7 separate regions of the Homo sapiens genome follow, and all the other regions are linked to region 1. A link is a contact called in ENCODE Hi-C or POLR2A ChIA-PET data. All regions are on one chromosome and are shown on one strand. Each heading gives the region's core, a stretch centred on a gene start or an enhancer-like site at or near the end of the contact. The rest is flanking DNA. Distances are from core to core; before and after follow the strand shown. Region 1 holds the start of KPNA3 (karyopherin subunit alpha 3). Region 2 overlaps WDFY2 (WD repeat and FYVE domain containing 2). Region 3 holds the start of SUCLA2-AS1 (SUCLA2 antisense RNA 1). Region 4 holds the start of WDFY2 (WD repeat and FYVE domain containing 2). Region 5 holds the start of MED4 (mediator complex subunit 4). Region 6 holds the start of RB1 (RB transcriptional corepressor 1). Region 7 holds the start of CYSLTR2 (cysteinyl leukotriene receptor 2).

Evidence for each region. Hi-C counts contacts between places; a loop is a spot of excess contacts on that map. ChIA-PET counts read pairs that join two places held with the same protein, here RNA polymerase II (POLR2A). Pooled maps may share reads with other maps.
Region 2: a loop to region 1 is called in a pooled map, with 2.6 times the contacts of the local background. The contact joins the enhancer-like site here to the promoter of KPNA3 in region 1. A Hi-C loop is called at or near these places in 1 of 50 pooled maps. POLR2A ChIA-PET finds 5 or more read pairs at or near these places in 3 of 52 experiments (BJ, T-cell and naive thymus-derived CD8-positive, alpha-beta T cell).
Region 3: a loop to region 1 is called in a map of naive thymus-derived CD4-positive, alpha-beta T cell, with 27 times the contacts of the local background. The contact joins the promoter of SUCLA2-AS1 here to the promoter of KPNA3 in region 1. A Hi-C loop is called at or near these places in 1 of 168 maps with a recorded cell type or tissue (naive thymus-derived CD4-positive, alpha-beta T cell) and 6 of 50 pooled maps. POLR2A ChIA-PET finds 5 or more read pairs at or near these places in 1 of 52 experiments (naive thymus-derived CD4-positive, alpha-beta T cell).
Region 4: a map of CD8-positive, alpha-beta T cell shows a loop between it and region 1 (19-fold over the local background). The contact joins the promoter of WDFY2 here to the promoter of KPNA3 in region 1. A Hi-C loop is called at or near these places in 5 of 168 maps with a recorded cell type or tissue (B cell, CD4-positive, alpha-beta T cell, CD4-positive, alpha-beta memory T cell and 2 more), 4 of 37 single-sample maps with no recorded cell type and 13 of 50 pooled maps. POLR2A ChIA-PET finds 5 or more read pairs at or near these places in 1 of 52 experiments (HepG2).
Region 5: a loop to region 1 is called in a pooled map, with 14 times the contacts of the local background. The contact joins the promoter of MED4 here to the promoter of KPNA3 in region 1. A Hi-C loop is called at or near these places in 1 of 168 maps with a recorded cell type or tissue (CD8-positive, alpha-beta T cell) and 6 of 50 pooled maps. POLR2A ChIA-PET finds 5 or more read pairs at or near these places in 1 of 52 experiments (B cell).
Region 6: a map of naive thymus-derived CD4-positive, alpha-beta T cell shows a loop between it and region 1 (16-fold over the local background). The contact joins the promoter of RB1 here to the promoter of KPNA3 in region 1. A Hi-C loop is called at or near these places in 2 of 168 maps with a recorded cell type or tissue (CD4-positive, alpha-beta memory T cell and naive thymus-derived CD4-positive, alpha-beta T cell) and 13 of 50 pooled maps.
Region 7: a pooled map shows a loop between it and region 1 (12-fold over the local background). The contact joins the promoter of CYSLTR2 here to the promoter of KPNA3 in region 1. A Hi-C loop is called at or near these places in 5 of 50 pooled maps. POLR2A ChIA-PET finds 5 or more read pairs at or near these places in 2 of 52 experiments (CD4-positive, alpha-beta memory T cell and naive thymus-derived CD8-positive, alpha-beta T cell).

What each region holds. Positions count from the first base shown.
Region 1 is chr13:49,790,702-49,794,739 of GRCh38, forward strand. It overlaps KPNA3 (karyopherin subunit alpha 3), which reads right to left and starts at 1,981. Exons shown (of 17, transcript NM_002267.4): 1 at 1,737-1,981. The coding sequence starts at 1,805. RefSeq lists enhancers at 496-1,015, 1,020-1,681, 1,682-2,343, 2,147-2,276 and silencers at 1,137-1,706, 1,827-2,076.
Region 2 is chr13:51,634,498-51,638,535 of GRCh38, forward strand. The region is part of intron 1 of WDFY2 (WD repeat and FYVE domain containing 2); the gene reads left to right. Among named protein-coding and RNA genes, the nearest start is that of WDFY2, 52 kb to the left of the region's middle. Within about 2 kb of position 2,039, at least 5 of the 41 ENCODE cell types and tissues checked have a DNase peak (open chromatin) inside an H3K27ac peak, as active enhancers do.
Region 3 is chr13:47,999,314-48,003,351 of GRCh38, forward strand. It overlaps SUCLA2-AS1 (SUCLA2 antisense RNA 1), which reads left to right and starts at 2,092. Exons shown (of 2, transcript NR_189308.1): 1 at 2,092-2,509; 2 at 3,122-3,378. It overlaps SUCLA2 (succinate-CoA ligase ADP-forming subunit beta), which reads right to left and starts at 1,960. Exons shown (of 11, transcript NM_003850.3): 1 at 1,867-1,960. The coding sequence starts at 1,956. RefSeq lists enhancers at 1,595-1,644, 1,665-1,714, 1,735-1,924, 2,301-3,500 and a silencer at 2,045-2,154.
Region 4 is chr13:51,582,311-51,586,348 of GRCh38, forward strand. WDFY2 (WD repeat and FYVE domain containing 2) reads left to right here and starts at 2,152. Exons shown (of 12, transcript NM_052950.4): 1 at 2,152-2,514. The coding sequence starts at 2,378. RefSeq lists enhancers at 1,404-1,924, 1,583-1,862 and a silencer at 2,003-2,372.
Region 5 is chr13:48,093,236-48,097,273 of GRCh38, forward strand. It overlaps MED4 (mediator complex subunit 4), which reads right to left and starts at 1,869. Exons shown (of 7, transcript NM_014166.4): 1 at 1,719-1,869. The coding sequence starts at 1,843. RefSeq lists a silencer at 1,078-1,372.
Region 6 is chr13:48,301,522-48,305,559 of GRCh38, forward strand. RB1 (RB transcriptional corepressor 1) reads left to right here and starts at 2,230. Exons shown (of 27, transcript NM_000321.3): 1 at 2,230-2,528. The coding sequence starts at 2,392. It overlaps RB1-DT (RB1 divergent transcript), which reads right to left and starts at 2,181. Exons shown (of 3, transcript NR_046414.2): 1 at 1,770-2,181; 2 at 818-971. RefSeq lists enhancers at 1,358-2,083, 2,084-2,807, 2,882-2,931, 3,172-3,241 and a silencer at 2,382-2,671.
Region 7 is chr13:48,651,955-48,655,992 of GRCh38, forward strand. It overlaps CYSLTR2 (cysteinyl leukotriene receptor 2), which reads left to right and starts at 1,975. Exons shown (of 5, transcript NM_001308476.3): 1 at 1,975-2,063.

The sequences.
Region 1 (4,038 bases), core at 731-3,230:
GTTACATTCTTATCAGCAAATATTTGTTGTGTACCTATTATGTGCAGGAGTCCTTACTAAGTATCACTGAGCTACCAGAACACAATAGAGGTAAACAATGAAACAAAAACCTGTACCAATATCCGAGAGAAGAATGTTACTGGTTTTTCTGTACAAACAATGAGTATTTTTCAATAAATTTTTATTTGGAACAGGATAGGCTTCAAGAAAAATTCCTAATGGGAAAAGTTCAAAATTAACACTTGTCATCAAGTGGACCAATAACAGGAGGCAGTTCCAAAATTTCTTGTTCCTATTCCCAAGTTTTACTTTCGCTTAGATGTATTTCTTACAAAGGGTATTTAACCATGACCAGGAAAGAATATATGATCTTTATTTGACTCATTTAAATGGGAATTCCACGGATATCTCCCTAGGTTCTTTCCTACTAGTATTTAATTTTGTAGCTCTGAAAAACGGCCTGAGTTTGTCTGTTTCTCTACAAAATAGAACACTGAATGGTATATTTACCCCACAACCTTCCTTAAGACAGGATAAAACACACCTCTTAATCACACTAGCTTATCAAAAATTACAAAACTGCAAATCATGTCGCCTAGTATTAGCAAAGAAGGCTGCGGCCTTAAAACCATTTTCCCCCTAACAAATCCAAAGGTCACGGTCCCAGTGAAGTTTGTGCATTATACTTACTGTTTTCAGTAGCTGCAGAGAGACCTCTAGCGCTGCCTCAATAAGCCGAGTTTGCAAATAGTACCTGCTAATGTCACCTTAATGAGACAATGGCAACATGCTGAGTAGCAACTAACTGAGTGACCGCGATGAATGTTTAGTTTTGCAACCACTTGGAAATTCTACTAGCTTGGAGCAAGAGGTATGTAAGAGAATTATGAACCTGTGTATCCAATTTATTTTAGTAAAACGTGTCAAAGAAATTATCACCCTATGCACACCCCACTCCAAGAAAGGCTAAGAAAACAAGTCCTATGAGCGGAGGTCGGAGCAACCTCTTTTCCGAAGCCTGAACACAATAGATGGCAAACTATTGTCCACCTTCAGCTCGCTCCAAATGCCAGCAGTTGCAGGAGTATGAGCTGCAACAGCTCGGCACGACTAGTCCAAAGACGAGCACTGGAATATAAGAAAATGGTCCTGGCGCATCCTACCCTCCCCCATCGATCACCCTCAAACAAGTCAGTTACCCGGCTGGTCCCCACCCCCCTCTGCGGGCCGCCACCGCCCGCCTGGGCCCGGCTCGCAGAAGGTAGGAGCCCGGACCGGCAGAGCCGAGGCTCCATGTGAGCCGCGCGGGAGGCGCAGAGGGGGCTGCACCGGACGGAAGGTTGCACCGGTGGCGGGCGCAAGCAGCGGCCGCCCCCTCGGCTGTGCGGTCGGAGGGCCCGGGCGGCAGCATCCCCGTTCATCCGGGCGGCCCTGGCCCGCGGACCCCGCCTCAGCTCCACATCCCCTCCTCGCCGACACCAGGCCGCGCCCGCGTGACGGGGCCGAAAACGCCGGCATTTCCCGGTCGCCGCGCCGGCAGCTCCGGGGGGTGACTGCAGCCCGGCCGGCGTCTCGCCGCCCGCTCCGCCCAGCCCGGGGCCGCGGTGACGGGAGGCGGCGGCCAACTCCGGCCGACCACAAGCCGACGAGAACCAGCCCGGCGCCGGCCCCCCGCCCCTCCCCGCGTCGCCGGGCCGGCGCGGCCAGGCGGGCCCAGACCGCGGAAGCACACTCACTTCCACATCGCGGCCCTTGTTCTTGAAGCTCTTGATGCGGTGGTTCTCCAAGCTGGGGTTCTCGGCCATGGCTGCGCGCGGCTCCGGCGGCGGCTACTCCTGCGGCTGCGGCGGCGGCGGCGGCGAATCTTGGAGCGGGAGGGGGAGGAGGGGGAGAGCGGGAGGGGGGAGGGGAGAGAAGAGCACGTTCTGTGACGCCTCCGAGCGCGAGGTGGCAGTAGCGCCGGGGGAGGCGCGGGCCGACTGCCGGGCCGGGTGGGGCGGGAACGGTGCTGAGAGCGGCGCGCGGCCGCGGAGGCTGGCGACACGTGACCGGGGGCGGTGACCGGCTTGGGCGTTCGCCGGGCTATACGTGCCCGTTGGTTCTCGGGATGACCCTGCCCTCTTCCCCTGCAAGGGCTCTCCACAACCCCTCGGTGCTGCAAGTTTTGTGCCAGAAATGGAGCCGGACCTGGCGACTTTTACTGCCCCTCAGGCGCGGGGCGGCGGTCGTCAACTACAGTTCCCATCATGCCACGATCCGCCTGGAGTAATTCTCCACGCCTAGTGAGAACGAGGAGAATGCCGGGACCCTTCCGCGCGCGGCTCTTTGCGCGCCGCGCTCATGTTGCTGGGCACAAAGCTCCGCCCCCACAAGGCCGCCTCTGGGCGGGGAAGAGCGGGGGAGCGTCCCTGGCACCTTGCGCCCTATCAGGAGGAAGAGGGCGGGCCTTCCTGGGAGCGCACCTCGCTGCCTGTAGCTAGAAGATCAGAAAAGGAACAACCGCGAGTGCTTTGCAGTCTCGCTTTTTTGGGGGTCTTCTCAAATAGCCACCTTCATTCGCTCTTCCCATGCTCTGCTTCAGTTTTATAAATAGCATTTCTACCTGACATGTACATGTGTATGTATGTGATACGAGTGTTTATATGCGTTACCTAGGTGCCCGCGCGGAAATTCAGCTCAATGAGAGCAGGTACTTTGGTTGAATTACTGCTGAATCTCTAGTGTCAAAACAATGCCTACCACGTCGTAGATACGCAATACTTGTTGAACTGGCGCTTTAGTGTCGCCCAGTTTCTTCATCATCCTTCCAAGCCCGGTTCTGCAACCTTCACTCTGGCAGTCCCTGTATTTACATGCCCCCCAACACTTCTTGTTCTACCACCACACAGAATCTTAGCCTTCAGGCAGCAGCCCAGCCCTGGTCCGCAGACTCTCCTGTGTAGCACTCCCACTCCCTCTGGGGGCATCGAAAGAATGAAAGAGGGAAATTTGGATGGATTACACTGATAAAGAGCTGCTTTCGGCCGGGTGTGGTGGCTCACGCCTGTAATCCCAGCACTTTGGGAGGCCGAGGAGGGCAGATCACAAGGTCAAGAGACCGAGACCAGTCTGGCCAACCATGGCCCGCATGGTGAAACCCCTTCTTTACTAAATATACAAAAATTAGCTGGGCGTGGTGGCGCATGCCTGGAGGCTGAGGCAGGAGAATCGCTTGAACCCGGTAGGCGGAGGTTGCAGCGAGCCGAGATGGCGCCACTGCACTCCAGCCTGGCGACAGAGGGAGACTCTGTCTCAAACAAAACAACAAAAACAACAACAACAAAAACAAAAAGCTACTTTCTGGAGCAGGTGGGCTTCATTTGCTTGTATGTTAATTTTCAGAATCTATGGTAGACATGAGCAGGTATGTAATGTTGTAGTACTTATAATTGAACTGAGGTCAAAAGTTGGTAGGACTATACCATGAAGAGATCAAAAAGGACAATCTTTAAAGCGAAAGGGCCTTGGCTGGGCGCGGTGGCTCATGCCTGTAATCCCAGCACTTTGGGAGGTCGAGGTGGGTGGATCACAAGGTCAGGAGGTCGAGACCAGCCTGGCCAACATGGTGAAACCCCACCTCTACTAAAAAAAATACAAAAATTAGACGGGCATATGGCGCATACCTGTAATCTCAGCTACTTGGGAGCCTGAGGCAGGAGAATTGCTTGAACCTGGGAGGCGGAGGTTGCAGTGAGCTGAGATCGTGTCACTGCACTCCAGCCTAGGCGACAGAGTGAGACTCCATCCCCAAAAAATAAAAATAAAAAATTCAAACAACCCAACAAAAACATGCAAAGGACACTGATCACAGAAAAAGAATAAATATATGAGGAGATACAGAAAAAAAAAAAAAAAAAAAAGCGAAAGGGCCTTAAAGAACCTGAGGCCCAGAAGTCAGGAATTCAGAAGCCTTTGGTGGCCAAGCTATGTCCAGGGGCATTCGTCTTGTGAGTGGTGGGGTGTGGCCTATTGATAAACACAGGCTTCAGATCCTCTGGT
Region 2 (4,038 bases), core at 789-3,288, 1.8 Mb after region 1:
ATACTTGTTAGCACTAAGATTGGAAAAGGCAGCCAGGTGCAATGGCTCACGCCTGTAATCCCAGCACCTTGGGAGGCCAGGGTAGGTGGATCACCTGAGGTCAGGAGTTTGAGACCAGCCTGACCAACATGGCAAAACCCCGTCTCTACTAAAAAATGCAAAAATTAGCCAGGTGTGGTGGTGCATGTCTATAAGATTGGAAAAGGCTGTTTTTTTTGTTTTGTTTTTTTTTTCCCCATATATTCAGTACCAGGAAAGAACTATAGTAGAGCAAGGAGGACTTTTTTGTGAAGACATTTGTTTATTGATCAAAACAATAGGGTGCATCATGGTTGGGTTAAGTGGATTTATCCATAGGTCAGAGTTGGAGTAGAGGGAAGGGAAGAATGCAGAGTCCCCCCATAAGGAAGCCCTAAACATTTATTTACTTATTTTTTAATTTTTTAGTTTTATTTTTTTGAGATGGAGTCTCTCTCTGTTGCCCAGGCTGGAGTGCAGTGGCACCACCTTGGCTCACTGCAACCTCTGCCTCCCAGGTTCAAGCAATTCTCCTGCCTCAGCCTCCCGAGTAGCTGGGATTACAGGTGCCTGCCACCACGCCTGGCTAATTTTTTTTTTGTATTTTTAGTAGAGACAGGGTTTCACCATGTTGGCGAGGCTGGTCTTGAGCTCCCGACCTTCAGTGATCTGCCCATCTCGGCCTCCCAAAGTCCTGGGATTACAGCGTGAGCTACTGCACCCCCGGCAGGAAGTCCTAAACCTTTTAAATGGCAAGAGTTGAGAGAGAAATTATGACGTGATCATCATTTTTCATGCCAGGCTGTGAAGAACAGCAGCTTTGCGTAATTGAGAGAATTTCACAGAACAGCATGTATTTTGTCTCTGTACCTTGAGGCATAAATTAGACGTGATCAAATCCAGATCTAGCTAATGCACTGTGCAAGGTGCTCTAAATGCCTATAAGCCATTTTTTTCGGCTTCCTGTCTTCTGTTTTCTAAATAGTGAAAACTTTTCACCAAACTTCCTGCATTTCACCTTTTGTCCTCCATGTCTGATTTCTTCCTCTCTCTGAGCATTCAGACAGCTTCAGAAATAGTCTCATGGTAAGGCTTAGGCTTTCGAGTCAAACTCCCGGGAGGAACTCCTGGTTCTTCTTCCCCATGGCTTGGGAACTACAGACAGGTGAGGGTCTCCACACTACAGTTTCTCACTTCTAAAGGGGAAGTGAAAACAGGATCTCTCTTACTCGTAGTACTTTTGTAAGGATTAAATGATACAAAGCAAATAAAACACAATGTGTCTGAAAATAATGAATGCTCAATATGTTATTAGTCCTTCTGCTACTATTATTTAATTTTTTCAACTAATGGAAGGAAAACTGGCAGCTTTACTGTAACCATACCCTCATTCCCCATTTCTCTTCTGGTGTCCCTATATCTGGGCAGTACCAAAGTGTAATTCCCTTCTCAGATATGGAAGCACCTACATACACTTTAACCTGGCTTGACTCTCTTAATGGAAGGAATGCCCACCGGAAGTTTCATCATCTTTTTTTTCAACATGCTGGGTGCACAATTTTGTCTTCCCTTACATATATCAGGAACCCCAACAATCGTCCATTAGGTAATTGGTGATATTTCTTGAAAGATTTTGGTTTTTGCTGAGTTTTGTTCATTTTCAGGTCAATGAGTCTGTTAGCTTCAGCTACCTCTGTAACACACATTTATACATGCATATTTGCAGTTCACACACTGGCACACACACTCTGATTTGTAAACACGCTTCAGACTAAAAAATTCCTCATTTTACAATGATCTTAGTTACCTTGGTCATGGTTAACTGGTTATTATCAAAACAGGCCTATAGGCTATGATCAGCCCTCAGTTAACCTGGGAAGTGCCAGTTCTAGCAGAGAGGCAAAGAGGGAATTAACCTTGACCCATTGAGGCATGATGGAGAACAGCCAGTCCTTGGGCTTCGTGATAAGAAAGGTCTTTTTAATGACGGAAAGCAAAATACCACAGCAATTACCCGGGGTCAGGTATGGAAAGTACTCATGAGACTCCACAAAGTATATTTACCTAAGGCTTTAATAAAGACAGGATACAGTACAGCAGGGGAAAGAAAACAAGGCAAACGTTCAAGAGGTCTGGGATATTCCAGGTCCTCTGTCATCTGACAGAATGCTCTTTGTCTTTGGATCATGATCCATCTAGATACATGTGAGTGAGATCACTTGGCCTAGACAAATAGGTCAGTGGAACAGGATAGAGTCCAGAAAGGGACCCACGTTTATATGGTCACTTTATTTTTGACCAAAGGGCAACGGCAACTCCGTGGAGAAAGAACAGGCTTTTCAACAAATGGTGCTGGAACAATTGGGTACACACATGTGAAAAAATGATCTTCGATCCATACCTCATACCACATGCAAAAATGAATACAAAGCAGATCATAGACTTAAATGTAAAACCTCAAATTATAAAACTTCTAGAAGAAACACCAGACAAAATATTTGTGACTAGAATCTGCATTTTAACAAGATCCCTAGGTTATTCTTATGCACATTAAAATTTGAAAAGGACTGCCTGGCACTATAAGGTGTGTTAGTTTTGCAGGTGAAAACTGGGGATGGAGGAGGAACAGTTGCCTAAGCAGGAGGCCAGCATGTGCAGGGACATAGAGGTATGATGAGTTAGGGCAGGGATTTCATTGAGCAAGTTCATGCAAAAGGTTTTACCAGTGTGCAGTGAAATTTTTAAAAAAGGGGATGGGGCAATGCAATGAGCATTTTATTTCTAGAATTAAATTTCTTTGTGTTTTAAAATGATAAGATCATGTTTTTCTTAACTTTTTGTAAAATGAAAGTGCTAGCAAATTGTAGATTTTGTTTTTGTTTGAAATAATTTTTTTTTTTTGGCAAATGAAAAGTTGGCAACCCTCTGTTTCACTCACTACCCTTTTAGTTGTTTTTGTTATTGTTTTTTTGACCTATGAAATCCAAATGTTTGTCAGCTACCATGTTAGAGAACTGAGTGTTACAGGAAAGAGGTCCCGATCCAGACCCCAAGAGAGGGTTCTTGGATCTCTTGCAAGAAAGAATTCAGGGTGAGTCCACAGTGCAAAGCAAAAGCAAGTTTATTAAGAAAGTAAAGTGGTGAAAGAATAACCACTCCATAGACAGAGTAGGGCATTCCTGAAAGTAAAAGGAGGAATGCGTCCACCCTAGGTACAGTGCTTGTACATATAGGATAAAAAAGATAATGGGGAGATGTGCTCTGCTACAAGGGTTTGTGATAAAGGATTAATTGTCTTAATTACTGTATTTTGCAAGAATTGATATTATTTAAAGCAAAATTAGGAATGCTTTTGTTCTCAAGATATTGGGATATTAGGACACTCCCAAGTCTGGGTCTGTTTAGTAAACATTACCAGTTCTTTTAACCGTAAACATCTAGAGGCTAGGAATACCTAACTTTCTGCGAATGCAGCCCAGCAAGTCCCAGCCTCATTTTCCTAGCCCTCACTCCAGATGGAGTCACTCTGGTTTGAATGCCTCTGACAAGAGTAGTTTACTAATGGGGCCAGCGTTGGGCAGCTAGGGTGGATAGGGTCAGAGAAACAGACAGAGGTCAGATCCTGGAGGGCCTGGTAAACTATAGAGTTGAGCGTGGTCCTCAAATCTTTGAAGGTTCTGACATAATTAGATTTGGATTTTAGAAAGATGACTGCCAGGGCCTGGGTGAAGAAGGGATCAGAGAAGGATGAAAAGGAGTAAGGAGACCAGCTAGTATGCTCCTGGGGGTGGGGTATTAATGAGAGTGTGAACTAAGGCAGTACGGATAGCAGAGAAGACAGATTTTAGTCACATTAAGGAGGAAGAATTTGACAGGGCTGAGCAACATATTGGATGGAAGAGATAACTTTATTCTCTGCGTTTAAATTTTGGTGAATTTAGTATTCCCAAATAAGTGCAAGTGAGTGGATTTCTTAAAACTCTTAGATGGATTGATTTAAATGACTATAGAATGATTGAG
Region 3 (4,038 bases), core at 842-3,341, 1.8 Mb before region 1:
CCTTATTCTTAAAGACATATGCTGAAATATCTATTTTCAACGAAGGTACACTAGGCTAAAGATACCAAGAAATTGGAGGAGGGTCAGAGAACTTAAACAAATGTTTAAAACAGGCCGGGTGCGGTGGCTCAAGCTTGTAATCCCAGCACTTTAGGAGGCCGAGGCGGGAGGATCACGAGGTCAGGAGATCGAGACCGTCCTGGCTAACACGGTGAAACCCCGTCTTTACTAAAAATACAAAAAATTAGCCGGACGTGGTGGCAGGCGCCTGCAGTCCCAGCTACTAGGGAGGCTGAGGCAGGAGAATGGCATGAACCCGGGAGGCGGAGCTTGCAGTGAGCCAAGATCGCGCCACTGCACTCCAGCCTGGGCGACAGAGCAAGACTCCGTCTCAAGGAAAAAAAAAAAAAAATGTGGAAAACAAATTGCTAAATTAAATGTGTGACCTTGAACGAGTTTCTTAAGACTCCGTACTTCTATGTCCTCATCTACAAAAGCAAAGGGTTGGACTAAGGTCCTTCCAAACTCTAGAGCTGCATTTCTTAATACCAGGGTAGAAGACAGCAACTGTTATAAAGAAAATAATATTGGAAATTTCCATAAGGAGAAATGAAGGCTTTTAAATGAACTTCCAAAAAGATAAAGATTTTGACTAGAATGAAAACGTATTTGTCACTAAATTCCCCATTTTCTAAAAACTAAATAGCACTCTTCTAAGATTCATAAGAAGGAAGTTCAAGGTCAAAAAGTCACTTCTATCGGGAAGCAAACTCACAGAACTCACTACCCCTAGGCTGAAAGTATGAACAACTTCAATAAAAATGAAAAAAAAAAAAAAAGGTAGGGGCGGGAGGGCCCTAAATCAATTCATACTATGACATGTATGAAGAGTTACTTCAGAAAAAAACCCAAAACTCTGGAATTGACTTAGGACACCAATAATGCCCTTCCACAGTTTTTTGTTGTCAAAGTTGGAAGGAAGATGTTTGTTTTCGAAGTTGTGGAGCCAACTCAAGTACACGGCTTTAGAACCAGACACCTCTGGGATTAAATCTCAGCTTTGATCTTACCTCCTATATGACCTAGTCCAAATTACTTGTTCTCTTAACCATAATATGTTCAACAATGATGCAGGTGTTGAATGACTTCCTCACAGTTGCTGAAAAACCTGAGAAACTACACGTAAAGCGCTTAGCACATTACCTGGCACACATCAAATATTCAAAACAAGGCCAGTAACTATTATGCTATAGCCTATCCAGAAATAAGGCTATACAAAAGATTATTTTCTTACCTCTCCAACTGGTTAGGTAGAAAACATAATCTTATTACTGCTATTAACAAGTAGAACAGTATACAACTACTTGGAGGAGAGGGGAAACTTCCCTACCTTGCCCCACAAAAGGCAAGTCAGTAAGCACCGCTGGTCCTCTGACATTCCCACCTATGACAGCTCCCAAGAAACACAAAAGTACTTTTGAAGGGCATTCCCCCCTGCCCAAAAAGGGGCGGCGCAAGTCTCAGCCCACCGTGCCAGACGCCGGAATGGCAGCAGAAAATGTCCTGACCCCCTCACCTCCACTCAGAGCCCACCTGCTCCCGCCCATCTCTTAGAAACTGCAGGAGCAGCCACGGCCGGGCCGCCGGGGATCCTCGCGGACTAAGGGCTGGGTCAGAGCCGCGCAAACATGGGCTCGCTCGTAGTCCTGGCGAGCAGCACTCCCAGGCAAGTCGCCCGAGGGCCTTGCAGGGCACCCAGAAAATGTCACTGCCGGCGAAGTGACCCCGAGCCGGGCCACGGGACCCCTCACACCTCACCCTTTCTCCTGCCGACCCTCGAGACGACAGCGGACTGGAAGGCATTACCTGAGCAGCAGCCCGCTGGGCCGTCCGAGGCCGGTGGTTCCGAAGGGTGGCCACGGCCACTAGCCTGCCGTAGAACATGGAGGCCGCCATTTCTGAGTCGGACCCCGTCCCCTCGGCGCCGCGCGCAGGCGCACAGGCGACAGGCGGCCCAAGGCGCAGCCTCTCTGCAGCGCTCACCTACGCCCCGCCTCGCGCCACCCGTTGGGGGCGGGGCCTCGGGTTAACACTGCAGCCGCTAGACCAGCTCCCTGGCGGGCGCGGAGCAAGCTTTGACCTTTGGAACTGGGCACCGCAGCCCCAATATCTGCCCTGCGGTCAGAGCAACCTGAACACTTCCTAGTGAATTGCAATGTAAAGGTGACCAGCGCCGCCACTTGGGTGATCTTAACTTCTCTCAGCCTCAGTTGCCTCATCTGTAAAATGTGTTTCATTCAAGAAATGATTACCCAGTGTCTACTTCGTGCTAAACAGCCTTGAGCCCTTGGCCTACAGCAATGAATAAAACCATTTGTGATGCTCAAAGAGAAGATGGTCGGTGTAACGCGCTTGTGATGCTCAAAGAGAAGATGGTCGGTGTCATGCGCTTCTGATGCTCAAAGAGATCGGTGTCACGCGCATCCGTGTGAAGACACCGCCAAACAGGGTGTGAGCAATAAGGCTGTTTATTTTAACTGGGTGCAGGCGGGCTGAGTCCGAAAAGAGAGTCAGCAAAGGGAGATAGGGGTGGGGCTGTTTTATAGGATTTGGATGGGTAGCGGAAAATTACAAAGGGGGTTTTTCTCTTACGGGCAGGGGCGGGGGTCACAAGGTGCTCAGTGGGGGAGGTTCTGAGCCAGGAGAAGGAATTTCACAAGGTTAATCACTCAGTTAAGGTGGGGCAGGAACAAATCACAATGGTGGAATGTCATCAGTTAAGGCAGGAACCGGCCAATTTCCCTTCTTTTGTGATTCTTCACTTGCTTCAGGCCATCTGGATGTACACGTGCAGGCTTGGGCTCAGAGGCCTGACAGTCGGCCACTAGTTACCAAAGCTGGTGGCAGGCTGGAGTCTCCAGGGAAGCTATTGATTGATTGATTGACTGATTGACAGGGTCTTGGTCTGTCACCCAGGCTGGAGTGCAGTGACGCGATCACAGCTCACTGCAGCCTCAACCTCCCATGCTCAAGGGATCCTCCCACCTCAGCCTCTGGAGTAGTTTGGGACCACAGATGTGTGTCACCAGGCTTGGTTGATTTTTTTATTTTATTTTTTTAGGGACAGAATCTCTCTATGTTGCCCAGGCTGGTCTCCAACTCGTGGGTTCAAGCGATCCTCCTGCCTCAGTCTCCCAAAGTGCTGGGATGACAGGTGTGGGCAACCACACCCAGCCAAGGATCTGGTTTTTGAAAAGATAAATAAATTTAACAAACCTCCAGCAAGACTGCAAAGAAAAAAGAAAAAGAGAAGACACAAATTACCAATGTGAGGAACATACCAGGGAATATAATTACAGAACCTTCAGACACCAAAAAGGAATGCCATAAATAACACCACATAACATAAATTTGACAACTTTGACAAGATGAGCGAATTCTTCAGAAGGCACAAATTACTACAAATAACCTAATATGAAAAGGTAATTTAAATAGTCCTCTAACTAGAGAAAATTGTAATTGTAATTTTTAAACTAAAAAAAAAAAAAACCTGAGATCTCCAGGCCCAAAAGCTTTCACTGATGAATTCTATAAAATGTTTACACAAGAATTAACACCAATTCCATACAGCCTCTTCCAGAAGATAGAAGAGGAAGGAACAGTTGCCAATGTACTGTATGAAGTTAGAATCACCCCACTACCAAAGCCAGCAAAAGACCGTACAAAAAGAAAAAAATACCAACACTTCTCATGAATATTGATGGAAAAATCCATAGCAAAATATTAGCAAATATAATTCAGAAATATATAAAAAGAATTGTACAATATGACCAAGTGGGATATATTCCAGAGATGTAAGTTTGTTTTAATATTTGAAAATATGTGTAATGCACTATATTAAGTTAGAAAAATCACATGATAATTTCGATCAAAACAAAAAAAGTAGCTGGGCACAATGGTTCATGCCTGTAATCCAAACACTTTGGGAGGCCGAGGTGGGAGGATTGCTTGAACCCAGGAGTTTGAGACCAAACTGGT
Region 4 (4,038 bases), core at 902-3,401, 1.8 Mb after region 1:
GAATTTCTGCAAAATGGGAGGTGGTAAAGAGTTGCCTTGCGTGCTTTGAGACAAGTTCTTTGCACCTGTTCTCTTATGTCTCTAGTGATCTGTGAGATCCTTGGCTACCAAACACCTACCTTAGAAATACATTTCCACAAGGCCTGTCCCTTTCTTTTCCCAGCTTTGGCATTATTTCTCTCACTTTCAGAGCCCTGCAACTCAATCACACCACCTAGACCATTACTACTCTTCGGCTAACTTAATTCTGGGATTGTTCAGTGGAGGTTATCACATAACGACTATTGATGAAAAGAATTAAACTTTGTAAAATATTTTAAGAGATTTATTCTGAGCCAAATATGAGTGACCGTGGCCCGTGACATAGCCCTTAGGAGGTCCTGAGAACATGTGCCCAAGGTGGTCGGGGTACAGCTGAGTTTTATATATCTTAAGAAGGCATGAGACATCAATCAAATACATTTAAGAAATACATTGGTTTGGTTCAGAAAAGTGGGACCACTTAAAGCGGGGGCTTCAAGGCTATAGGTAAATTTAAACGTTTTTTGGTTGACAATTGGTTGAGTTTATCTGAAGACCTGGGATCAACGGAAAGGAATGTTCAGGTTAAGGTAAAGGATTGTGGAGACCAGGTTTTATTGTGCAGAGGAATCTTTTAGATAGCAGCCTTTAGAGACAGCAGGTTGTAAAATGTTCCTTACCAGACCTAAAACGGTGCCTGGCTCTTAGTTGGTTATCTCCTGGGTGTAGGAAGGAAGGAAGGAAAACAAAGGGGAAAGGGGATATAGAATGTGGATTTTTCCCACAAGAGACTTTGCAGGGCAATTTTAAGGCATGGCAAGGAAATATAATTTGGGGTAAAACATTTTGATTTTCTTCCTTGTTACGCCAGAGTCAGACTGGAAAGTAAGTCATGACCTACATGGTCAAAACCCATCTGATGAGAATTTATGGTTTTTGTAGGCCATGACTCCCCAGACCCCTTAGATAGGAATTTGGGCAAGATAAAAAAGCAGAGCTTAGTCTTCACGATCAACCCCACATGCCAGGCCTTCTGGTAGGCACCTAACATTCAGTCAGTAACTACAGTAACTCTGTCCGTTGTGTCTGGAGCAAGCTAAAAAGGCTGGATTGCTGGGGAAATGGAAAGAAGCCAGCACTAGGGGCCTGGGTTCAAGTCTGGAGGGAAGGAGGGGTTGTTTAGCCCTAACTTTGCACTAAAGTAACCTTGGCTGTGTAATTTAGCCATCTAAGAAAACGAGGGGATAGACACCCCATATGTTCTCTGAGCTCCCTTGAAGATGTCTGTATGAAAGATTCTCTCCTTTTCATGTCCCTTCCGTGCCACTATTCCGAGCATCAGTCTGACCCTAGGAGTGGTGACGTCCTACTCAGCTGGGGGCTGCCCCTCAGTTCCCATAGAGGCAAGTCTGGGTCCTGACTTGGCCAATGGCCCTGGAGGCCGCTGAGCTCCTCAGGCCCATAGCGCAGAAAGTGGGCGATAGGTCATTCCAGGACAAGGGGGCGGAGGCTCCAAGAAACTACGACTCCCAGGAGGCCACTGGGTTCCCTCCGGCAGCCTGGGCCTGGTGCATGTTGGGAGCAGTAAGCGGCCTCCCGCCGCGCTTCATTGTTAAGACCGCTAGGCCAGGTAGCCCGCGCGCATGCCAAGTCACGTCCCAACGAGTTGGGCGGCTTTCCTTCCTGCAGGCCTCTTCTCTTTCCGGTCTTGCTGAGGCGCTCCTTTCCCCGCCCCACCTCCGCCCTCTTTTCAGGGAATTTCGAAGGGGCGTGGCGTCTGGCAAGCGCGTCCCCAGGGGTGTGTATACGCGCGTTCACGGGAGGTTAAAGAGGGAGGAGCCTAACCCTTGGGTGTGTAAGGCAGAGAGAAGACCGCGAGGAACGGAAAGCGCATGCGTCCTAGTGGTGCTGCAGCGCCCGGGGAGTCGCGGAGGGGAGGGGTGAAAATGGGCTTGCGGGACTGACGCACGCGCATTGGGATACCAGATCCCCGCCTCCTGCTCCAGGTTTCCCCTCCTCCTTCACCACCCTCCCGGAAGTGGAGCCGCCCTCGCGCCCACCAGCGGCTACCCCCTGCGGCAGGCCCCGCCCACACAGGCTCCGCCCCCCGGCGCTCCGCCCCCTCCTCTTGTAGTGGCGCCGGCTTGCATCCCAGGTCGTGGCGGTTTTGGTGCCTGAAGCAGGGAGCGCGGAGTCGTTCCCGAGAGAGGCGGCCAGGCTATGCTCGCCGGTTTCCGGCGTTCCGCTCCGGCCAGCCAGAGTCTCTGTCTCAACCTGTGTCCGTGCTCCAGCAGTCTCCTCAGCCCGGCCCCGCGGCGCGGTTGGCGGCGGCGCCCCAGGCGCGCCCCCTCCTCCGATGGCGGCGGAGATCCAGCCCAAGCCTCTGACCCGCAAGCCGATCCTGCTGCAGCGGATGGAGGGGTCCCAGGAGGTGGTGAATATGGCCGTGATCGTGCCCAAAGAGGAGGGCGTCATCAGCGTCTCCGAGGACAGGTATGGACTACTGCCATTCGGCCGCGAGGAGGGGCGGGACGGGCCGACGGCCCTCGAGCCCGCGTCAGGGGCTGTGCCTTCACGTCGGCGCGAGTGTAGACTTGCTCCCCCAAGTTTTATTGTAATGCGCATCCTGGTGGTGCCGGTGTTCAGCTGCGCGCCGCCTCCGCTGTGTGGCTCCGGGAAGCGGAGCCGGGACGGCGGCGAGCGCTCCGGCTTCACCCCGGGCTGGGTAGTGCCTGCGGGAGCCGGGTGGCCCTCGGGCTAACGGTGCGCTGGAGGGACTTTGGTCCATCCCTGAGGACAGGAGGGAAAGAGGGGAGGAGCCGCCCGGCTTTGCAGGTGTGTGCTTGGGGAACGATGCCCTGAGCCGCCTCTGCAAGATAACCAAGGGGTTTGGGGTACTCTCGTACAGCTCCCAGGGTTTCAAACGGAGAAAGCAAATGCCACTCCTTCTTCCCAGACATTCCTACTGAATCCAGATAACCCAGACATCTTAGGCTGAATTCAGTGAATATTCTAAGTTGTACCAAGAGTAAGTTTAGGCTTCTGCGTGGTGCCTTCTTTCCTTTCCCCTCCTTATCTCTTGGAGCTCGAGGAGAAGCGCGTAGAACTTGTAACGGATCACTGCTGCAAATAGCTCTTGAGTTCCTTCCCTTTGCCTGTTTCCTTTATTTTTGCTTAATTTTGCTTAATATGCAGAAGTGGAACTAGTTGTTCTGCCTTCAAATACTCTCTCTGTTTTGCGTTTTCGCTTTAACTGAATTTCCTTGAATATGCAGGAATAAAGCTGATGAAGCTAATTTCTAGAGTAATGTTGCTTGAAGATAGTATTATGATAATTTATCTGAAATTGTTTCTTTGGTAAAATCTATATAAGCATTCTTACAAAAGAACACTGTAGAGGTACATAACACGGGGATTTTACAGTAAGTAGGTTTTCTTAATATAAGTTCAAATCATGCAGAGGTAAAGTATCCTTTCTTGGTGACTCAAAATTGAGAGGCTGAGCAACAAAGTGCTCATTGCTGTCTTTATAGTCATTTCCGCACTTAGCATAGTGTGTGGCCTCAACAATTGAGCTCGATAGGTTTGTTCATGTCTTAGGTTCTTCAGTATAACTAGGATGAGTATATTAATGACATGTTCTTGTCTACATCATGCTCAATACAAATGGCGCCTGATTAATTTCCTGTGCAGATCCAATGGAAAACATTGTAAACATACACCAGTGGCAAGCATTCTGCAATGAACAGAAGAAATTCATGGCTGAAATGGAGTACATGGATGTAGGACCCTTTTGAAATTCACAGAGAAGCCTTATGAGAAAGTTTGATTTTTTCCATAAAGGCAAAATTTTATTAAAAAGACTGCTTCTGGACCTAGAAATTCTTTGGCACAGTATTGTTTTTATGGGATATATTCCATAAAATATATTGAAGGAATATATTGGTAGATGTCACTTTCCCAGTCTGTAACTACTGGAGATGGAACTGATCAATTTCTAACTGCTGTGGAAAATTC
Region 5 (4,038 bases), core at 619-3,118, 1.7 Mb before region 1:
GAACAATGAGTTTTGAGTTACAAATGGGTTAAAAAAAACGTTTAGCCTACAACCTGTGTTTCAACTTTTTAAGACTATCTCCTTGCATTACATTTTATAAACTAATAAATATCCCGAAAGGCTATATAATCAGGTTAATAGAAAAAAAAAGATCCTAAGTTATAAATCCACTATTTTTAAAGAGGCTAAATCTAAAAATATGTAAGGTATATTCGTGATTTTTCTTCTCATTTTCATAAATGCAAGCCAGACACAAATTACATTCAGAGACTGACAAACTTCACAGATCACAGAATCAGTACACATAACTACCTCTGAGTGAACACATGAGACCTTTCTGGAAGCCAGTCACACCACCAGAGCAGCTTCATTCTGTGAAGAAGTTCCAATGATCCGCCCGCCTTGGCCTCCCAAAGTGCTCGGATTATAGGCGTGAGCCACCACACCCGGCCCTAATACAGTTTATTTTAAACAGTGGATCAAACACATAAGCCATTTAATTTCTGCTGTCTAGGTGTTTTCGGGTTTTCTTCCATCATTAAATATTGTGCTGACCTGGTAACTTGGTAGCAATACGATGGCAAGGACTAAATTTACACCAAAAATAAAGTGCTGATTATATCACGTATATTTTAAAATACAACAGGTAAGATTTATTCTAAAGCTGTCAAAGAATGTTGGCTATAGAAAAAGTGACATTTGAGCTGGATTCTGAAGGATATATGAATCATTCACCAAATCGGGAGTAGACTGGGAATGGCACTGAAGATGTGGAAGTCTGACTAAAGAATTTGAACTTTACCTCACTGGACAACGCAAACCTACCAATGAGGTAGCTTTTATATAATTTTTCTGCAGAAAAGTGATATAAGATGCCTTTTAAAACTGGTATCGGCCAATATAAAAGGATAAAGTGCAGAAGCATGAGGCAATTAAAACTGTTTGGGAGGCTACATTTAAGAAGGAGTTATGAACAGCGGGGTTGGAACGAGAGGGCAAATTGGAGCGACACTTTAGGAGGTAGAACCAAGATAATTTACCATCCAAGTCAATGGGAGGGAGTCAAGGAAGGCTTCAACTTGAAAGACTTATCATGAAAGGTGACAGAATATGAAGAACGACATCTAATTTCATCTCCTATCTCTGACACACAACCATCCTAAACAACTTGCAACTCCACCAAGCCAGGCTTTTTGCACTTGCTGTTCCATCTATCTGTGCTGCCTAGTGAGTTTGGCGAGCTCATGCTTCCCAAGCAGCACTTTCTTCAGAGGGCCTGCCCTGACTACAACCAAAAAAGGTGCCTAGTCCCTGTGCTCCAGTACCCCGCAGCGCAGCCCTCTAATAAAAACAGGCCCCAAGCCAGTTTACACATCTGTCTCTCTCTCGACAGCTGGCATCCAGTCTACCCTTCACTACCGTCTCCCCAATGCTGAGCCCCCAAGGAGCGTTCCATAAATGTTAAGTGGCTGGCCGCGGACGAAGAGGCTCAGACCGCGCGAGTTCTTATCATTACTAAAATTCCCTCTAACGGGAAAAACCGCCGCCCAGAGTGCCAGAGGGCTGCGGACCCCACGTCCATGACCCTCATGCACCCGAAACTCCCGAGCTGGCCCTCCCCGCCGAACCCCGAGAACGAGCACAAACGCAGGGCCGGCCGGCTCCGGGGTCAGTCCCCCGGCCCAGCTCCAGCCCGGCTCTCAGGCTCGCCGCATTACCTAGACAGGACCTCCAAGTCCTCAAGCGCAGACAGCAGCCGCTCTCGTGTGCTGTTACCACCCGCCACTCCCAAACCGCCTCCCAGCCGCTCCTTCTCCTTCTCACCACTCGAAGACGCAGCCATTTTCCCCAGAGTCCCGCCACCGGCGCACGCGCAGAGCGAGCTGACGCAGGTGCGTGGCGAGAAGGCGGGCTCGGAAGGCGGAAGAGTCACCCAGGAGAGGAAAAAGAGGCCTGGCGAGAGCGCCCCCTTTGGGCCTGGAGGCGCACTGCGGACACCGGCGCCATCTGTTGGGCCGGCGAGGGCTTTCTGGTCCAAACCCTGGGAGCGACAGCTGAACTGAGAACAGTGGGGGCAACGCAGTCTGATTCTCCTGGGCCTAATGGTTTTTTTTCTTTCTTTCTTTCTTTTTTTTTTTTTGAGACGAGTCTCGCTCTGTTGCCCAGACTGGAGTGCATCGCCGCGGATGTCTTGGCTCACTGCAAGTTCCGCCTCCTGGGTTCACGCCATTTTTCCTGCCTCAGCCTCCCGAGTAGCTGGGACTACAGGCGACCGCCACCACGCCCGGCTAATTTTTTGTATTTTTAGTAGAGACGGGGTTTCACCTTGTTAGCCAGGATGGTCTCAATCTCCTGACCTCGTGATCCGCCTGCCTCAGCCTCCCAAAGTGGTGGAATTACAGGCGTGAGCCACCGCACCCGGCCCACCTTAACCATTTTTAAGTGGATAGTTCAGTGGCATTAAATACATTCATACTGTTGAGCAACTATCCATCTCCAAAACCTTTTATCTTGTAAAACAAACTCTGTACTCACTAAATGCTAACTCCTTATCCCTCCCTTCTCCAGGCCCTGGCAACCACCATTCTACTTTCCATTGCTGTAAGTTTGGCTACTCTAGGTACCTCATATAAGCAGAATCATACAGTATTTGTCTTTTTGTGTCTGGCTTATGTCACTCAGCATTATGTCCTCCAGGTTCATCCATGATGTAGCATGTGCTGGAATATCTTTCCTTTTTAAGACTAATATTCCATTGTATGCATATGGCACCTTTTGTTCATCCATTCATCTGACGATGGACAGTTAGGTTACTTCCACATTGCTATAATCCATCTTTATAGCCATACATCTTCCAACAAAATGTTTTGCTCATTACTCAGGTTAATTATTGAACTGAAGGAACCAATACAGTACATAAGTAGTAGTTAATTAACATAGTTTAAGTCATTGATGTACCACACATTCCAAACCAGAACTGGTTGTCAAAGGCAAAAATACGTCTTAGCCTACTTTTCCTAGGGATAACAATGTAGTAGGGATCACTCTCTACCAGAAAAAAGCAAAGTTACAAGCCTATTGGGAATGAGGATTCCATATTGCTATTATAAAAGATGGTCTGGGACTGCCTCACTCCCATGAGGTAGTAGTACCTGTAGTCCTTTCATTTCAGGGTCTCATCCTCTACTCTGTCTTTTTGGAGGTGCTAAACCTGACTCCTGGGCACCCAGAGTTGACAAGTCTTTTAGAAATTCATGTTAAATAAATTCACTCATAGCAACTGCTGCGTAATCTAGAATGCTGATTTACTCACTTACGATGAAAAGTAATAGTGCCAAACATATCTTTTTCCCATAGACAAAACTATATGAGAAGCCATATTATCACAGGATGTTGCTTGTTAAACTTGGATCAGAACAAACAAGGATAGATTAAAAATTAATGACACAATCATGAGGCTTTGTGTCTCCACAGTGTAGGGATATTTGTGTTCAAGAGATTGGATTATTTGTGTTCATAGGTCAGGGTACCTTTTCCTCTAGACAGTGCAAGAGATCCTTGTCACCTTTTGTTTTCTGACCGTTCCCTGCATCTGCTGTTGGCTAACCCTTTTTTGTTAATGCAGTCAATTCTCAGGCAATGGGCTAAAGTAGATTGAAGCTTTGTTCATTACACTTGCATTCTAAACATGCCTCTCAGTACTCTAGTCAATCATTTCTTATGTTAAGTTTCCAGGGTGCCAAACTTCTGCGGTATGTGTTGGTTTTGTTTACTCAACTCTCACGGGTCATATTGAGCCATGACTCTGGTAGGAGGAGAGAGAACATTATATTAGTGTAAACATAAAAATTCTAGAAGGATTCTAATTAGTTAAAAATGACCAATTATAGTCCTACTTTGCAGACACTGAGGATCAGTGTGTGGAGCATGTATGTGTATTGTGAACTCCTGACCTCCTCAGATTTATTGCAAATTCATATGCATATTAAACAGTTTCTATAGACTGATAAGTAATAGCATCTTTCACAGATATACTGT
Region 6 (4,038 bases), core at 980-3,479, 1.5 Mb before region 1:
TTACATAAATGTAATCTAGATGTTGATAAACTGGTTTTAAATAAAGCAAGTGATATCTACGTATGAAGAGAGTTTACTTCAGTTCCTAGAACTTTCCTTCACTTTCCTGCCATCCCTACTTTTAGTAAGCAAGCATTTACTGTGTGTGTAACACTGTGCTAGGTACTAAGGCAATGATGATACCCAAGATTTGGTCTCTATCCTGAAGATAAGCACAGGAGAAACATTATCAGTCATGATGCTTTCTGTTGCAAACAAGTGAAAACCTCAGCTCAGCTTAGGTCAGCTCCAGGGCTGGCCAAATCAGAGGCTCATTTATAACACTGAGGATCCAGATTCTTTTGAAATTCCTCCTGCACCAATATCAGCATTTCTACCTTCTCTGTAGGTTGGCTTGCCTCACGTTACAATGGCTGCAGCAATCAGAAGTGTCACATCCTCAGTAATACTTAATATTATTACTATTATTTAATAATATTTAGAACTGTGCCATCCCTGTTTCAATTTATCAGGCTCCCAGCAGACTACTCCTTATCTTTCAAATGTCAAAACTGCATCCTGAGCTCTTGCCTAAACTAATCTGGGGTGAGGTGAATGGAAGTAGCACTTTAATTGTATTCATTCTTTGTAGCTGGACCTGGGCCTGGGCCCTATCTCCTGACATTTGCCCACAAGAAAGATTTCTGAAGTTAGGTAGGACTGGCTGTTGAGTAGGCCAGTGCTTGCCAAACCTTTACACATCCTCACATATGTCATAATATGCAGATAAAAAGATAATCCCTTATACAACTTGCTGGGATAAACTCAGGAGGCTTACAGCCATGACCTGCTTGAAGGTTCTTCCTGCCTTAGACCTTGCTCAGCTGCTCCAGGATGAGGGGATTTACATCACAGCACAACTGTATTTTATTCACAGCATAAACCATCTCTTTCCTTCTCAGTTGACGAGTTCAGATGGGCAATAACAGTGTCTGCCAAAGAGAAAAAAAAATGTATTCAAACTAGATAATCTATTGGTACAAATACCGAGACACAGAAGTGATAACAGCTTTAAGCCAATGTTTGATGGTGGTAGTCCCAGCAAGCTCTTTTCTGATGTCTTTGTGCCTTTGCACATGCTCCTTCTCTGTCACTGTTTTCTTCATCAAACATAATATAATGGACAAGTGGAATCAAATAGAATTGAGTTCAAATTCTCTGCTACCCATCGGCCCTGGTATTGGACAAATTAACTCCTCTGAGCCTGTTTCCTCATCTGCAACGTAGACTAGCTAATACTACCCATTGGAAAGCGTTGTTTCTTAGCTAATGCATGCAAGGCTTAAAACCTAGATGACGGGTTGATAGGTGCAGCAAACCTCCATGGCATACGTATGCCTATGTAACAAACCTACACGTTCTGCACTTGTATCCCGGAACTTAAAGTAAAAAAAAAAAAAAAAAAAGAAAAGAAAGAAAGAAAAAGAAAAAAAAGGCTGTTTCTGGGGATTAAATAAGACAATTATGTAAGGTGGCCAGCACAGTTCCTGGTACATAGTAAATGTCAGGCCTGCCTGACAGACTTCTATTCAGCAGCTACTGCTCCCCTGAAAATCTTCCTCAGACGTTTCCACGGTGCTTCCCGTTCTTACACCACTACAATCCTTTATTACACTACTATCCGTTCATTCCCCACAGCTCCCTCCCTTCCTTTCCCTAACCAGTGATCCCAAAAGGCCAGCAAGTGTCTAACATTTTCTATCTTCTAAGTGACTGGTAAAGTTCCGCACCTATCAGCGCTCCAAGTTTGTTTTTGTTTTGGCCGACTTTGCAAAACGGATTGGGCGGGATGAGAGGTGGGGGGCGCCGCCCAAGGAGGGAGAGTGGCGCTCCCGCCGAGGGTGCACTAGCCAGATATTCCCTGCGGGGCCCGAGAGTCTTCCCTATCAGACCCCGGGATAGGGATGAGGCCCACAGTCACCCACCAGACTCTTTGTATAGCCCCGTTAAGTGCACCCCGGCCTGGAGGGGGTGGTTCTGGGTAGAAGCACGTCCGGGCCGCGCCGGATGCCTCCTGGAAGGCGCCTGGACCCACGCCAGGTTTCCCAGTTTAATTCCTCATGACTTAGCGTCCCAGCCCGCGCACCGACCAGCGCCCCAGTTCCCCACAGACGCCGGCGGGCCCGGGAGCCTCGCGGACGTGACGCCGCGGGCGGAAGTGACGTTTTCCCGCGGTTGGACGCGGCGCTCAGTTGCCGGGCGGGGGAGGGCGCGTCCGGTTTTTCTCAGGGGACGTTGAAATTATTTTTGTAACGGGAGTCGGGAGAGGACGGGGCGTGCCCCGACGTGCGCGCGCGTCGTCCTCCCCGGCGCTCCTCCACAGCTCGCTGGCTCCCGCCGCGGAAAGGCGTCATGCCGCCCAAAACCCCCCGAAAAACGGCCGCCACCGCCGCCGCTGCCGCCGCGGAACCCCCGGCACCGCCGCCGCCGCCCCCTCCTGAGGAGGACCCAGAGCAGGACAGCGGCCCGGAGGACCTGCCTCTCGTCAGGTGAGCGAGCAGAGCCGCCGTCGCCTCACGCGGGAAGGGCGCCCCGGGTGTGCGTAGGGCGGGCGCCAAGGCGGCTCGGCGGGGATCCGTCCTCGCCAGGGGCCGGGTCCCGGCGGGAGGAGGCGCCCTCCCTGCCCCCCGCCACGGCGGAGCGTCTGCAGAATGGTGACAGGATTCTGGGTTCTTGGGCGAGGGGTCTCGGCTTCAACTTGACAGGTGTCGGGCGGGTGGGGCTAGGGTCCTGAGCGAAGTGACAGGTGCAGTTCCCTCTTGTGAGGCTCGGAGGCAGAGGGTCGTTGCGAGCGTCCATCAGACGCAAAAAATGAAAAATAAAAATACAAAAATGGTGTCTGTGGGAGAGTTTTTCACCGGAGAATTGGAGTACTCCGGTGGTCGTCTGACTTTCTGTTTTGGTTCACGCGATGCAACAGTTGGGAAGTATTTTCTTCCGGGCGTGCACTGCATCTGAAGTCCATTTGTGGGAGAGGCCGACCAGAAAGCCTTGGACAAGAAGCGCAGGGTCCTGAGTGTCCATTGCCCACAGGATACTCGGCTCAGGAGCTTTGCGGCGTTTCCTTAGAACAATAATGCATCGAGGCCTTGGGGACTCAAAGCCATCTGTAGTGATTGATGGAGCGTAACTCTTTAGAGGAACTGAAACATGGGCAAAACTTTCATGAGACATTTACCAGAAGTGCTTGAAAGTTTCTAAACTTTTTTTTTTCCTGTTTGATGAACTCTTCTTGCGTGTTAGTCGGCTTCGGCTTGTCTCATTATTTCTTCCATTTTGCCTTTTGACTTTGAACCAGCAAGGATCTTGGTGTCCCCTCTTTTTGCCTTTGTTTTTGGCACAAAATTAGTGGTTCTGTGCGCAAATGGAAATTTTCGTTTTCCCTTATTAAGTGGAATCTAAATTTAAGCAAGTCCATACGAATGCACTAGATCTTGAAGGGAAGTATTTATTGTATTACAACATCTTACTTTTCTTGATTTTTCTACTTTATGGTTAAATAGCTATGATTGAAAGAGTGTAATTGTCATTATTGTCAGCACTGGTTCTACTTTGAGACAAGTTCATTGCAGAGGGAATGGGACTTGTTTCTGTTTTTCACTATTTTCTCTCCCATTCTTGTCTATCACCAAATCCTTTCACCCTCACCCATTTCTTTCCACTCGGTATACACTAACAATTCACGGCAGAAAAGATTGAAGTGGGATTTAGGAAATGGCCCCTGGAAGGCTATTAAAAATTTATATATTTAAATGGACTGTCTTATAGGTCAGTTAAAAACCATATTCGTTAAAAAACCAAAATAACAACAACAAAAAATTAAAAACCACGTCTGGGGCATGTTCTGGGAAAAGACATGGCTTTAGTTTCTGATTAAATTCTGATGTATCCAATTCTTGCAAATTTCCCTTGGGAAAATGCAGTAATGGCTACTCTAAAGAATTCCATGTTATGCACACAGCTTTGGAAGCATACTCTAATGTAGGGTAACCAGGAATA
Region 7 (4,038 bases), core at 725-3,224, 1.1 Mb before region 1:
TGGCCTCCCAAAGTGCTGGGATTACAGGCGTGAGGTCACTGCGCCTGGCCAATTGGGCTTTTATTGGAGAAGAATGAATATCTATAGTGACTGCTTGTAGAATGAAATGTTGTTTCAAGCTTTTTGCCCCCTAAAGATGAGAATGGTAATATAACATTTGTGTACTGTGAGTTCTAATTGGGATAAATAAAATACTAGAAATAGAATCCCAGACCCAGGAAGAACCTTGTCTTCAGAGGAGCAACCTTGGTCCCAGCCCCTTCTCCACAGCTGCATGAAGAAGCTGCACAGAAAACCACTCACCCTCACCCCTAGAAAGTACTCTTCCCAGCCCCTAGTAACCACTATTCTACTCTCCACTTCTATAGGATCAAATTTTTTAGCTTCCACATGTGAGTGAGAACATGCAGTATTTATCTTTCTATGCCTGGCTTAGTTCACTTAACATAATGTCTCCCAAGCTCATCCATGTTGCCACAAATGACAAATTTTGTTCTTTTTAAATCAGTAAATAGTATTCAATTGTGAATATATACCACATTTTTCATCCATCTTTCTGTTGATGAACATTTCGGGTGATCCATATTTTGGCTATTGTGAATAGTGCTACAGTAAACATGAGAGTGCAGAGATCTCAACAAGATTCAGTAACCTTACTACTGAGTATATATCCAAAGTATTTTATTCATTTTGATGCTATTATAAATGGAATAGTTTCCTTAGTTTCCATTTTTGGATTGTTTATTGTTAGTGTATATAAATGCAACTGATTTTTGTGTATTGATTTCCTGTCCTGCAACTTTGCTCAATTTGCTTGCTTATTAGTTCTATTGGGGTTTTGTGTGTGTGTGTGTGCATGGTATCTTCAGGTTTTTCTACATATAAGATTTTATCATTTGCAAACAGACAAAATTTTACTTATTTATTTCCAATTTGGATCCCTTTTACTTATTTTTCTTGCTTAATGTTACTGCAGCTTTCTATGCAGGAAACGAGGATTTGAACAGTGATGGAGAGATGAGTAATGGTTCGATTTGGAACATATTTTATGGGCAGAACAAATGGAACTTGTTGGCTCAGAAGTGGGTGGTGGAAGAAAGAGGGAAGTTAAAAGTGACTTCTAGGTTTATGGATGGATGAACTGGCTAAATTATTGTGGTGCCATTTGCTTAGACAGGGTAGATGGGGGGATGCAGGACTAAGAGAGGAAGAGAAAAGCTCCACCTGGGCCACATTAAATTTGGCCATGATTGTGGATCAGATAGGTAAAAGCAAGAGAAGGAGGGAAGAAGTCAGAACACAGACCTCTGGGGAAAGCTCACACGTAGAAAAGGGGTGGAAGAAGAGGCATCAGAAAGAGAGGCAAAGAAGAGCAATCTGAGGGGTAGAAAAAGAACCAGGAAAGTCAGAGAAAAAAGGGAAAAGTTTCAGGAAAGTGGCAATGGTCAACTATGCAAACAAGAGGGGAAGGAAGGTGAGGACTGAGAAAGGATTTTTTATGTAAGCAACAAGGAGGTTTTTGGTGACCTCTGACAGAACATTTTCAGCAGACTGGATAAGGTCTCTGCCTGAGTGCAAGTGAGCTGAAAATGCAAGTGAGTGAGGGAAGTGCTTTAAAAAAGTCTAAAGTGCTATGTGTGTAAGGCAATGTTGCTATTTCTGTTGCCATGGAAACAGAAACCATTTAGGAGAACTAAAAGCCACTTAAAATTCCTGACTCTAACCCATCATATCCGCTTGATCTCTTGAGAAAGATAATGACAAAAAACCAGTCATTAGAGGGGCAGGGCAATTTTAGGTTTCTTCTTTTTAGACATAGCCCCTAACTGGAAATTTTCACCCTTCTTGAGAAGGGAGCTTGCACTAACATCTACAATGGCTTCTAAAAAGCACAGATGACCTGCTACACTTCCTGACTTGCTTGCTATTGGTTGGCACTGTTCATAAATATAATTTGCTCTTTCACTTTTCTTTGAAATGAGCAACCTGAATTACTCGGAGGAGAAAGGCAGGAGAGATAGAGGCAGCAGAAGCCAGGGCAGCTGAAAGACAGAGACCTTCAGGTGGGCATTTTAATCTTTGTTTTGTTAATTCAGTGTTGAGCATCATGACTTGATGATCACATAATAGTCAGAGGAGTAATTTTTTAAAAGTAAATTTGTTTTGTTCTACTATAAATGTTATTTTCCTATCATGTACATGGTAGTTTAAAAAATACTGTGGAAGTATAAAAATGTTGAAAGAAGCCAAATTCTCCACCAAAATAGCCTCTATTGATATTTTGGGGATCGTCCCTTTGTGTGTGTGTGTGTGTGTGTGTGTGTGTGTGTGTGTGTGTGTGTGTGTGTGTGAGTGTGTGTGTGTGTGTGTGTATGCACATATAACTTTAGTTTTCATAGTTGCGTCCCTACACTATGGACAAGTTTGTATTCATTTCCTCCATATCAGTCTATGGTTTTTCCATGTTGCTGTGAATTCTTTGTAATCATAAATTAAAGCTGCTGCATATTATTGCATTGAGGAACTTTACTATACTTCCTCCATTTTTGGCTGTTATCCTCTTTTTCATAGTTTGGGTCCTTCTATTATATAAGATATATTTTTTCCATTCAGTGTCTTGTTTTAGGGGTAGAAGAAGTTAAATCTGAGCACATATATTTCAATGGTTTTGCTCAGAGGCACAATGAGAATGAAAGAGTATGTGAGATCATGAGCATATAATCTGTTCCTTACCCCACTGGGACCCTAATCAGTGTTTCTCAACCCTGGCTGCACATCTGGCCAGAATCACCCGACTCTGAGGAGATTAGAAAATTACCCCTAGAATAACTGAAGCTTAACTTTTGGAGATCAGTGAGTCATCTGCAGTATTTTATCTTGTTTTCCAGAAACTTCTCAGGTGGTTCTAATGGGTGGTCAGCATAAAAACAGATGACCTAGGTCATTCAAAATATTTTTCTGTCTCTGAAATATACCTGAGAGTAATATGTATTAGGAGAAAGGGAGGTATAATTTAAGGCAAGCCAACCAAATCTCCCTTTCAACACTACATAAATAATGCAAATTATAAAATAATTTGTGGGAAACATAAGACTTCTAGAAATTTCTATCATCTACTCAGCCACATAAACTCTTGAGATAAGAATCTACTTGTGTTTCGATTTACTAATGTTTTAAAGAGATGGATTTGTTTCCAGTGCTTCGGTGGTTAAAAGTTAGAGAAGTTGAGGCTCAAGTGTGTTCTAAATGTATCTGAATCACGCCCATATCTGCTAGAATCTACCAAGGCAGCCAGGCTTCCTTTTAAAACTCTTCAAGATTAAACACAAGGTGGGCATTTAATAGCTGGCCAGTTCACTAACACACTGTGGGCACAGCGAAGATCGATGGGATTGGATTTGGAGGCAGAAGGTGGCTCACTCTGGCTTTCAGGAGCCACATAGACATGGCATTTACCTTCTCTGGACCTCATATCCTCAGGAGGAAAGTGGATAGAGTTTATGCCAGGGCTGCGTTCTGGTTTCTCCCATCAGGGACTGAAAACAGAGCCACAGCGCCTAAACCACACTGAAGCATTTGCTGTTGCACTCAGCCTGCTACAGGCTAGGAATCATCCCAATGAGACCAACAGCATGTTAATCTAATTTCTTCTTGTTTTGACTCAGTGGAGAACACCTGTTTAGTACCTTCTTTAATGAATGTAAACATTCACATAGTACTTTACTATTTACAAAACATGTTTACAGGCATCAGTTCATTTGATCCACATACTAGCCTTAAGAACTGGAGGATGTAATTCTTATTTTAAAGATGGTAAAGATGAGACCAAGAGAACATAGGATCTTTCCCAGGTGGAACCAGAACTGGTCCAATCTGGTTGAGCCCAGGGCACATGGTCCTTTCTTACAACTTAAATAATAGCTATTGTGGGAAATTGGTTAAACAAATTTCATAATGTTTATATAATTGGCTATTCTGTATCCAGTTAAATGATGACATTGATGTTGTTAGTTGGCAAAGAAAGGTGATCATGACACG